2 separate regions of the Homo sapiens genome follow, and region 2 is linked to region 1. A link is a loop called in an ENCODE intact Hi-C map of the cell type or tissue named here. Cell type or tissue: CD4-positive, alpha-beta T cell. All regions are shown on one strand. Links, peaks and the distances in the headings refer to the core of each region. The heading gives the core; the rest is flanking DNA. Region 1 holds the start of COL26A1 (collagen type XXVI alpha 1 chain). Region 2 has its middle 3.4 kb from the start of EMSLR.

The links. Peaks named below come from ENCODE experiments on the same cell type or tissue, not always from the same donor. Only the 100,000 strongest peaks of a DNase experiment are listed, where the experiment ranks them.
Region 2: it touches region 1 in a loop (5-fold over the local background); 1 of 110 quality-filtered maps calls a loop at or near these places.

Annotation. Positions count from the first base shown.
Region 1 is chr7:101,361,839-101,367,205 of GRCh38, forward strand. It overlaps COL26A1 (collagen type XXVI alpha 1 chain), which reads left to right and starts at 1,037. Exons shown (of 13, transcript NM_001278563.3): 1 at 1,037-1,352. The coding sequence starts at 1,195. RefSeq lists a silencer at 2,171-2,410. In CD4-positive, alpha-beta T cell, for the core only: a CTCF peak has its summit at 2,296 (motif pointing right); DNase peaks (open chromatin) are centred at 1,233 and 2,273; H3K4me3 peaks cover 446 bases; H3K27me3 peaks cover 1,016 bases.
Region 2 is chr7:101,302,269-101,307,635 of GRCh38, forward strand. No RefSeq gene overlaps it. Among named protein-coding and RNA genes, the nearest start is that of EMSLR, 3.4 kb to the right of the region's middle. RefSeq lists enhancers at 1-540, 541-1,243. In CD4-positive, alpha-beta T cell, for the core only: no CTCF peak of the experiment used is centred there; no DNase peak of the experiment used is centred there; H3K27me3 peaks cover 3,078 bases.

The sequences.
Region 1 (5,367 bases), core at 262-5,261:
TGGTCCCACCTGGGCCTGGAGCAGGGTCCAAGCCCTATGGGAATCCTGCAACATAGAAAAGACCAAAACTTGGGTCCAGGCTGGCCTTGGGCCCAGCATGGGATCTAGGACTCTGCTTTTCTGTTTATAAAAGGTGGGATTGTCCTACATCTTCCTGAAGCCCTTTTCTGGATAGGATGTCTCATGAATCTGTGATTCTAGCTACAACTTTTTTCTTTTTTTGAGATGGAGCCTCACCTTGTCATCCAGGCTGGAGGCCAGTGGCCTGATATTGGCTCACTGCACCCTCCGCCTCCTGAGTTCAAGTGATTGGCTTGCCTCAGCCCAGCCTGTAGTTGAGATTACAGGCACCTGCCACCACACTAGGCTAATTTTTGTATTTTTAGTAGAGACGAGGTTTCACCATGTTGGCCAGGCTGGTCTCGAACTCCTGACCTCAGGTGATCCGCCCACCTCGGCCTCCCAATCTAGCTACAACTTCTCACCCCAACTGACCCTTCCGCCCCTCCCAAAGCTTCTTACCTGGAAGAGACAGCGGGGCAGGTGGGGGCTGGAGGTTAAAGGGGAAGGAGGAGAATCCTGGGAAGCTCTGGTCAGTTTCTCACGGGAACGCAGCGCTTTGATCCAAAGAGCCCTGCACAAGGATCGGAAGACTCGCATTTGTCTGGCTTAACTTTCTCCAGCCTCAGTTTCCACTTCTGAATGGGACCATCGAGGGCAGTGTGGCGAGGATTCACCAACATCGTCCAGGTGAAATTGGCAGACACAGAATGGGCGCTCCGAAAGCATTCGCGGACCCGAAGAAGGTTTGGTTTCAAAGGTTCTAAGGTGTGTAGCGGGGGCCTGGGCGCGAGGTCTGGCTTTCGGGGTGTTAGGCTCCAGGGACCTCCTGCGGAGCTCGCACCCTAGCTCTGCCGCCACTGCCGCCTCCTCGGCCCCGGACCGCCGAGGGTTAACAAAAAAGCCCCACGCCCCCTTTGACGGCTTAGAGCCCACCTCGCCGAATTTGAAAAGGCGGCCCCGGAGAGGCGTGGGCGCCCCCCACACATTTCCAGCTCGCACCCGGGCTCCGACCGCTCGCCCCGCTCCTCTCGCTGTGCTCCCGGCCGGTGCCGCGGGTTCGGTCCGGGCGCCGGTGCGCTCCTGCCGGTCCTCGTGCCCGGGACTCCGGGTCCCCGCGGGCTGCTGCGCACGATGAAGCTGGCCCTGCTCCTGCCCTGGGCGTGTTGCTGCCTCTGCGGGTCGGCGCTGGCCACCGGCTTCCTCTATCCCTTCTCGGCCGCAGCTCTGCAGCAGCACGGCTACCCCGAGCCCGGCGCCGGCTCCCCTGGCAGCGGCTACGCGAGCCGCCGGTGAGTAGCTCGGGGCCGAGGGGCCGGGGGGTGGGGGGAGGGAGCGGACAGCGGGGGCCCTGGCCACTGGGTGGCTGGAGCGAGGCTTGGGGGCTGGAGAGCGGGGCGATCCGGGACTTGGGGGCGCAGGGCAGCGGGGACTGGGGGCTGCAGACACCGGGCAGCTGGAACGAGAGCTGGAGGGGGTTGGGGTGCGGGGCGATTCGGGCCTGGGGGCGCGGGGTGGCGGATGCCAGGGGCAGGGGACACGGGGCAACTGGGACGAAATGGCGGTGGCTGGGGGTTGGGGTCACGGGGGGAAAGACCGAAGGGCCTTGGGTGCAGGGCGATTGGGGGCTGGGGCGCGGGGCGGCGGGGGTTGGGGGCTGCAGACGGGGCAGCTGGAACGAGCGATGGAGGAGGCTGGGGGTTGGGGCCGCGGGGCTGCGGGGCTGCGGGGTTGCGGGGGCTGAAGGTTCGGGTCCGGCTCCGGGGCTGCGGTGGTCTCTGGCCGCGCCCACCCTGTCCCTTCCTTTCTTCGCTTCCCCAACCTTCGCCCCCTCGTTCCGGGCTCCGAGTAGAGGTGGTTCCGACCGCCGTGGCTGGGGCTGGGGCTCTGCCCGGGGCGTTCGGCCGCTCACGTGGCTCTGCCGCTCACCTGCGCGGCTGCGGCTTTGTGTCGCGGAGCAGGTTCTCGGGTGGCCAAGGCCTCGCGTCCCGGGCACCCCTCTCCTATCAGCGGCCCCAGGACACCAGAGGGGTCATTCCCGCCCAGTCTTTGGGGCTGAGGCCGCGGAGGATCCTCGGCTGCGACTCCCCAGCCACCCCGGGACGTGGAACCGGCTGGGATCGGGTGGCTCCGTGGCGGGGTTGGAGAGGGCGCAGGGTCACCGGGCCCGGGCGCCGGGACCCGCCAGGCGTCTCCTTCCTCTCGGCCGGCAGGTGGCGCCATGGCCACCCCCGGGACGCTCAGGGCTGCGGCTCCGGAGCCCGCATTTGAATTTCCCCAGAAAACCATAAGCATGCAAGTAAAAGTTGCCAAACGCCTCGTTTGCATAACTCGCTTGAATTTAGCTTTTCTCATTTAGTGATAACTACAACCTACACAGCTATGACAGCGCTCTGGAATGCACTACCTGTGTCTGTTCCCTCCGTCTCTTTTTTATATTTTAATTTTTTTTTTTTGCAGAGGCAGAATCTCAACTCTGTTGCCCAGGCTTGTCGCAAACTCCTGGGCTCAAGCGATCCTCCCGCCTTGGCCTCCCAATCTCCATTTCTTTTGATCCTTAACAACCCTAGGGTTAAAACATTAGAGTAGTATCTTTCCTTTAGCTGAAGAAACAGAGGCTCAGGATTTGCTAGGCCTAGGAGCCACTCAGGACTGACCTCTTGTGCTTTCTTTCTTTTTTTTTTTTTTTTAATATAGGGTCTTGCTTGCTCCCCAGGCTGGAATGCAGTGGTGCGATCATAGCTCACTGCAAACCTGATCTCCCAGGCTCAAGTGATCCCCCGACCTTGGCCTCCTGTGTAGCTGAGATCACAGGTGTACACCATCATGACTGGCTAATTTTTTGATTTTTTGTAGAGGTGGGATCTCACTGTGTTACACATGCTGGTCTCAAACTTCTGGCCTCAAGAGATCCTCCTGCCTCGGCCTCCCAAAATGCTGGGATTACAGGCGTGAGCCACCACGCCAGGCCCAGATCTGGTGTTTTCTAGCATACTGCTCTGCCTATCAAAGCTAAAAGACAGCTCCTAGTTCTTTTTTTCTCCTTGATATTTACCAAATCAGAGGACTCCAAGATGATTTCTGGCTAATTCCTTAATAACAAGGAGACAGGGATGTTTCATGCTGGGAAGAAATATACAGTCATGGCTGAATAGGGCGGGACCCAGAAAAGCATAAAAGTGCCTCTGGAAAAGTTTGTATGCAATCCTATTTCTCTCATTTTGTTTGGAAATACTTACCCGGGGCTTCTATGAGGAGCATTCTCCAAACACCCACGCTAGTGTGGCCTCTGCACAGTTCCATATGAGGATTGTCTAAAAAACAAGCTTTTCAAGTTACAGAATAATATATACAGCACGATTTCATTTATGAAAAGGAAAATCAGATCTACATCTAGGTAGATAAATGCCTGAAAAAAGTTTCTAGGAAACCATTTCAGCAGTTAATGTTATGAAGAAGTCTAGGGCTGGGCCAGGGGACTGTCCCATTTTCCCTCTGTCTGCTTGTGGCTTGTCTGAATGTTTTTCTGGTTTCTGTGTTTTTTTTGAGACAGAGTCTCGCTCTGTCTCCCAGGCTGGAGTGCAATGGTGCAATCTTGGCTTACTGCAACCTCTGCCTCCCAAGTTCAAGTGATTCTCCTGCCTCAGCCTCCCAAGTAGCTGGGATTACAGGTGCCCACCACTGCGCCTGGCTAATTTTTGTATTGTTGGCCAATAAAAAATGTAACGTTGGCCAGGCTGGTCTCAAACTCCTGGCCTCAAATGATCTGCCTGCCTCAGCCTCCCGAAGTGCTGGGATCACAGGCATGAGCCACTGTGCTTGGTCCCTAAGAGAACCTACTGGCCGGTACGGGGATTGAATGGATGTTTTGCAAGGAGCGTATATTCATGTAATACTTTTGTAATTAAAAGGTGTGGGAAGGAAAAAAAAAAAGGTGTTTGCAGCCTGAAATACGCCTGCAAAAAAGCAAGAGGTGAGGACCATGAAGAGCGGGAGCGAATGGGGACCTCATTCTGGCATTTGGTGGGTTGGAACTTGGGGACATCTGCAGAAACTTGGAAGGGATCATTTTAGCACAAACAAAAAGAGGCTCAAACAAGTGTGGAATCTTCCAGAACTCTTTCCACCAGGATAAGAACAGGGAGAGGATATAATTAGGTTTAGGGAGGATGTGGATGAATCTGTGGGCAATGGATTCCTAAAAAGGATACCAGAAGGTGTTGGGGAGGCTTGGGGCACATTGATATTCCAGAGTGTGACTGAGTCTCTTTGCCCAGAAAGCCCAGCGTGGGCATTGCAGGCACCTGGTTGTTGCCTGGGTGAGTTACAGGCTGGAGCTGGCTTGGGCGTCACATGTTTCTGTGTCTCATGAGCTATCTATCACAAGTGTCCCTTGTCCTTGAGATCCAAGATGTCCAGAAGCTGAAGGCTTGGGGACAGCAGTGGTCCTTGCAGCCTTGGCCTTCAGTAGTGTGTTTACCGGGGCTTGGCTTCAGTTGACAGGCAATGATGACAGGGCTGTTTCTTGACAAAGAGTGCTTTAATTTCATTGTTACTGCTCCTTGTTAACGTCTGATTTTTTTTTTTTTTTTTTTTTTTTTTTTTTTTTTTTTTTTTTTAAAGACAGGGTCTTGCTCTGTCACCCAGGCAGGAGCGTAATGGTGCAATCATAGCTCACTGCAGCCTCGACCTCCTGGGTTCAAGCAATCCTCCCACCTCAGCCTCCTAAGTAGTTGGGACCATAGGCATGGGCCACCATGGCTGGCTAACTTTTAAATTTTTCATAGAGGTGGGGTCCTGCTATGTTGCCCAGGGTGGTCTTGAACTCCTGGCTTCAAGTAATCCTTCAGCTTTGGCCTCCCGAAGTGTTGGAATTACAGGTGTGAGCCACTGTGCCTGGCCAAAAAGCAGTTTTTAATTGTTAGTTTGTTCAAATCAGGATCTAAATAAGTCTGCTTATTGGTTATTCTGTCTTTTCTCTCCCTTTTAGTGTAGGAAAGTCTTCCCCCTTTGAGAGAGTACTTTTTCCTCCACGCTGTTGACTTGTTGAAGACCAGTTGTTCTCTGCGATGTCCACGTACTAGATTTAGCTATTTCCTTCCCAGTGGTGTAGTTAACTTGATCTGCAATGTCCACGTACTAGTTTTGACTAATTGCTTCCCAGTGGTGTAATTAATTGGATCCTCTGCCCCCTGTATCTCTTCTATTTTGGAAGTTAGGTTGGAAGGTTTGATTAGATTTATGGTCTCTATTTGGGCTTGCTGGGAGAGACAGAAATTCTTCATAGGTGGTCTAGTCTACCATATT
Region 2 (5,367 bases), core at 170-5,169, 60 kb before region 1:
GGGCGACAGAGTTAGAATCCATCTCAAAAAAAAAAAAATTAAAATTAAAAGAAAAAAGCATCCAAAAATGCATACATCAACGTAAAGGATTTTTTTTTTTTTGGTGAGATGGAGTCTCGCTCTTGTCGCCCAGGCAGGAGTGCAGTGGCGCGATCTTGGCTCACTACAACATCCGCCTCCCGGGTTCAAGCGATTCTCGTTACTCAGCCTCCCAAGTAGCTGGGATTACAGGCGCCCGCGACCACGCCCGGCTGATATTTTTATTTTTAGTAGAGACGGGGTTTCCCCATGTTGGCCAGGCTGGTCTCGAACTCCCTACCTCAGGTGATCCACCCGCCTCGGCCTCCCAGAGTGCTGGAATTACAGGCGTGAGCCACCGTGCCCGGCCAAATAGTCTATTTATATTAGCAAACACACCTGTGTGCACACGGAGCTTGCGGACCAGTCTGGAAGGGGAGGGCGGGGCCGACCCGGACCCTCCAGGGAACGCCCTTGAGTAACTCGCGCACTTGGGACCCATTCCCACCTAGGACCATAGGCTCAAGATGGCCTGGTGGATGCCGCCGGCACGCGCCTCTCCTCTGGCGGGAACCGAAGGCGCCGGTAGGTTTTCACACTTGCAGCCGATCGGCTAAGAGAACGCGGGATTCAGCCGAGAAGCCACTGGGAGCCCGAGGAGCGGAGCAGAGGCACCCAGGCAGCCTGCGCGGAGAAATCGGATCGGCTAGGACGGCCTGCAGCCCCTGCGCGCGGGGAAAGGGTGAGTGAGAGACCCCGGGGGCTCCGCAGTCCCCCCACGGACTTCCACAGCCCCCTGACCCTCGTGGACCTCCAGAGTAGGGGGCAGCGGGCGAGAGATTCCCCAGCGGCGTTGCAGGAGCCCACGTGGAGCCCACGGGCTTCCCTGCCCTGAGCAGCTGCAGCTGCAGCCGCCGCCGCCCAGCTGAGGGCCAGGGAGGGAGCGGGGAGGCCAGAGGCTTTCATACGTCCGAAAAGACTAATAACCCCACCGCCACCGCGGGACTCAGACGCGAACCAACCGCTTGCCTGCTCTACCCCGCCTGAGCTTTCCTGGGGACCAGCCCTTCCCTGTCCGTCCTAGCCAGCGACCGAACCCCGGGGCCCTCAGGACAGTCCGCTGGTGGTTCTGCCTCCTGAGGACTTGCGCACGCGGGCCGGAGGCCTGGGGATTGGTGACTATTCTGCCTCTTCCGCCACCGTTGGCGGCTGAACACTCCTCCCCGGTGTCTGAGTTCAGGGGCCCAGCCTGCGGATAACACCTCAGGCTACCTACAGGCCCGGGGACTCGCGTGCCCGCCCAACCTGGTCAGCCACCACCAACACCAGCAGGGACCGCCTGGATTCCGGAGGGTTGCCCCCCCAACTGCAACTACCCTGCCCACATCACACCCACTGCCCCAACGCCTGAGATCAGCCACACCCCCAGCCAGTGGCTGCCACTACCAGCATTAGAGCAGGGCACCTAGAGACACACGAATCACTCCCCACAACCCGCTAATAACAGAGCCAGCATGCACTGCTCTGGGACTAAAGAATAGGTAAGATCAGGCCACCACTGGGGCCCAAATACTGGCCCACCTGGCCGCCTAGTCCCCAGCAACCACAGCCTCCACTAATAACCACACCCTAAGCCACCCAAGAAATCATACAGAGCCTACAGTACTACCCCAAATCAAAGCCAAAGTGCCCCAGCTAACCAACACCCTATCTACATTTTCAGGAAGAAGTCCTCCCCTACAAAGCGAGTTCACAAACTTGGAAGAAGCCACTTTCACAGGATGCACAGATCTCAACGGAAGGACACAGAAAACATGAAAAAGCAAGGAAATGGGGCGCCTCCAACGGAACCCAGTAATTCTCCAGCAGCAGATCCCCATCCAAAAGAAACAGAAGACATTTTGGAGAGAGAATTGAATATACATATTATACAGTTGTGGGCATAATACAAGCATCATTTGGAAAAGAACAGAGAAAAAAGATGGAAGGAGTTACCGTACTGCAGGAAAAAATTATCAACTCCAGTGATATTATTAAATACAACCTAACGACACTTCTGAAGCTGAAGAAATCACTGGATGAAATACAAAGTAAACTCAAAAGCTTCAGTGATAGACTAGAACAAGAAGAAGAAAGACTCTCAAAACTTGAAATCTGAAGCATGTTTCTTAAAGATTTAAAGGGTTATTATACTCTGGCCATTAATGTGAACGAAATCTGCTGGGTTAATTCTTATACTGGGGTCTTGGATAATCATTAAAGTGAAATGAGAATAATTTCTTTTTGAGATGATCAATTTTATGAGGTCGATTTTTTTTTTTTTTTTTTAATGAGACTGAGTCTTGCTCTGTCGCCCAGGCTGGAGTGCAGTGGCATGATTTCGGTTCACTGCAACCTCCGTCTCCCAGGTTCAAGAGATTCTCCTGCCTTAGCCTCCAGAGTAGCTGGGACTACAGGCGTGTACCACCACACCCAGCTTATTTTTGTATTTTTAGTAGAGATGGGGTTTCACCATGTTAGCCAAGGTGGTCTCAAACTCCTGACCTCAGGTGATCCACCCGCCTCGGCTTCCCAAAGGGCTGGGATTACAGGCATGAGCCACCGGGCTGGCTGAGATGGATTCTTGTTAGGCAGCAGTCATGGAAAGATGATTTGATTCAGTTGACATTAACAGTACGCACAGTAATCCTAACAGGTGAATGTAATTTAAGCTAAATTACCAGGCAATTGTCATAGTCTGGAAAACACACTCTGCCAGGTGAGGTGGCTCAGGCCTATAATCCCAGCACTTTTGGGAGGCCGAGGAGGGTGGATCACCTAGGGTCAGGAGTTCAAGACCAGCCTGGCCAACATGCTGAAACCCCGTCTCTATTAAAAATAGAAACAAAATTAGCCGGGCGTGGTGGCGGGCGCCTGTAGTCCCAGCTACCAGGAGGCTGAGGCAGGAGAATGGCATGAACCCAGGAGGCGGAGCTTGCAGTGAGCTGAGATCGCACCACTGCACTCAAGCCTGGATGACAGAGTGAGACCCCCGTCTCAAAAAATAAATAAATAAATAAACTTTTGGAGATAAATGCCAACAATCTTCCAAAATATCCTGGGTGAGCTGTACACCCATGCTGCTACAGTGTACTCACTAAAGTCAAAAGTTGGAAACACCTAAATAGCCAACAGATGAATGGATAAACAAAATGTGGTCTGGCCATATGATGGAATATTATTCTACCTTCTTAAGGAAAGAAGGTTTTTTGTTTTGTTTTCCAGACAGAGTCTCTCTTTGTCACCCAGGCTAGAGTACAGTGGCGAGACGTCGGCTCACTGCAACCTCCACCTCCCAGGTTCACACGATTCTTGTGCCTCGACCTCCTGAGTAGCTGGGATTACAGGTGTGCCCCACCATGTCTGGCTTATTTATTTATTTATTTAGAGATGGAGTTTCATTCTTGTTGCCCAGGCTGGAGTGCAATGGCGTGATCTCGGCTCACCGCAACCTCAAGCCTCCTGGGTTCAAGCAATTCTCCTGCCTCAGCCTTCCGAGTAGCTGGGATTACAGGCATGCGCCACCACGCCTGGCTAATTTTGTATTTTTAGTAGAGACGGTTTTGCCATGTTGGCCAGGCTGGTTTTGAACTCCTGGCCTCAGGTCATCCACTTGCCTTGGCCTCCCAAAGTGCTGGGATTATGGGCATGAGCCACCATGCTCACCTTAAAAAGGAAGGAAATTCTGACACATGCTGCAATCAGGTGAACCTTGAGATCATTAGGTTACCTGGAATAAACCAGTAACAAAAAAACAAATACCATATGATTCCCCTTGTATAAAGGACTTAGAGGAGGCAACATCAGAGACAAAAAATAGAATAGAATGGTGGTTGCCAGGGCCTGGGGGAAGGAGGAAAGGGGAGTTGTTCAATGGTTATAGAGTTTCAGTTAGGGATCATAGAAAGTTCTGGAGATGGATGGTGGTGATGGTTGCATAACAATGTGAGTGTATTTAATGCTACTGAACTGTATACTTCCAAATGGTTAGAATGGGCTGGTCCTGGTAAGGTGGGTGGATGGATTCAGCTCGCAAGTTTGAGACCAGTCTGGGGAGCATGGTGAAACCCCGTCTCTACAGTAAAAATTTGGCTGGTCGTGGTGGTGCGATCCTGTAGTCTCAGCTACTTGGGAGGCTAAGGTGGGAGGATGGCTTGGGCCAAGGAGATGGAGGTTGAAGTGAGCCCAGATGGCACCACTCCACTCCAGCCTAGGCTAAAGAGGCAGGCTGGGCACGGTGGCTCATGCCTGTAATCCCAGTACTTTGGGAGGTTGAGGCGGGCAGATCACAAGGTCAAGACTTTGAGATCATCCTGGCCGACAATGGTGAAACCCTGTCTCTACTGAAAATACAAAAATTAGCTGGGCGTGGTGGCATACGCCTATAGTCTCAGCTACTCGGGAGGCTGAGGCAGGAGGATGGCTTGAACCCAGGAGGTGGAGGTTGCAGTGAGCTAAGATCACACCACTGCACTCCAGACTGGCAATAGAGTGAGACTCCATCTCAAAAAAAAAAAAATAAAATAAAGGTTAGATTGGCAAATTTTATGTTATGGATAGTTTGTCACAAGATAGCAGTATTGTTAAATATGAAAAAATACTGAGTGACTAAATTTTTAGGTTTATAATATAAAAACAAAACATTTCTTTTTTTTTTTTTTTGAGATGGAGTCTCACTCTTGTTGCCGGGGCGGGAGTGCAATGTGCCATCTTGGCTCACCGCAACCTCCACCTCCTGGGTTCCAGCGAATCTCCTGCCTCAGCCTCCTAAGTAGCTGGGATTACAGGCATGCGCCACCACGCCCGGCTAATTTTGCATTTTTAGTAGAGATGGGGTTTCACCATGTTGGTCAAGCTGGTCTCGAACTCCCAACCTCAGGTGATCTGCCCGCCTTGGCCTTCCAAAATGCTGGGATTACAGGCGTGAGCCACTGTGCTCAGCCCCATCTTTACCTTTGAAAGGAATGATTGTTGAAATCATCTCTCTGAAATTTCACATTTAAACATATTTATACCCCCAAATCATGTTTTTCAATACTGTTCAAAGGCCATCTATAAAAATGCATATTTCAACATAAAAGATTTTTCAAACATCTAACAATATGTGACATTCCAATATAGATGATTATATTGATATTATTTAGCTGTAAAAAAGAATAAGGCAGGCCGGGCACGGCGGCTGACGTCTGTAATCCCAGCACTTTGGGAGGCCGAGGTGAGCAGATCACCTGAGGTCAAGAGTTTGAGACCAGCCTGGCCAACATGGTGAAACCCCATCTCTACTAAAAATACGAAATTAGGCAGGGCATG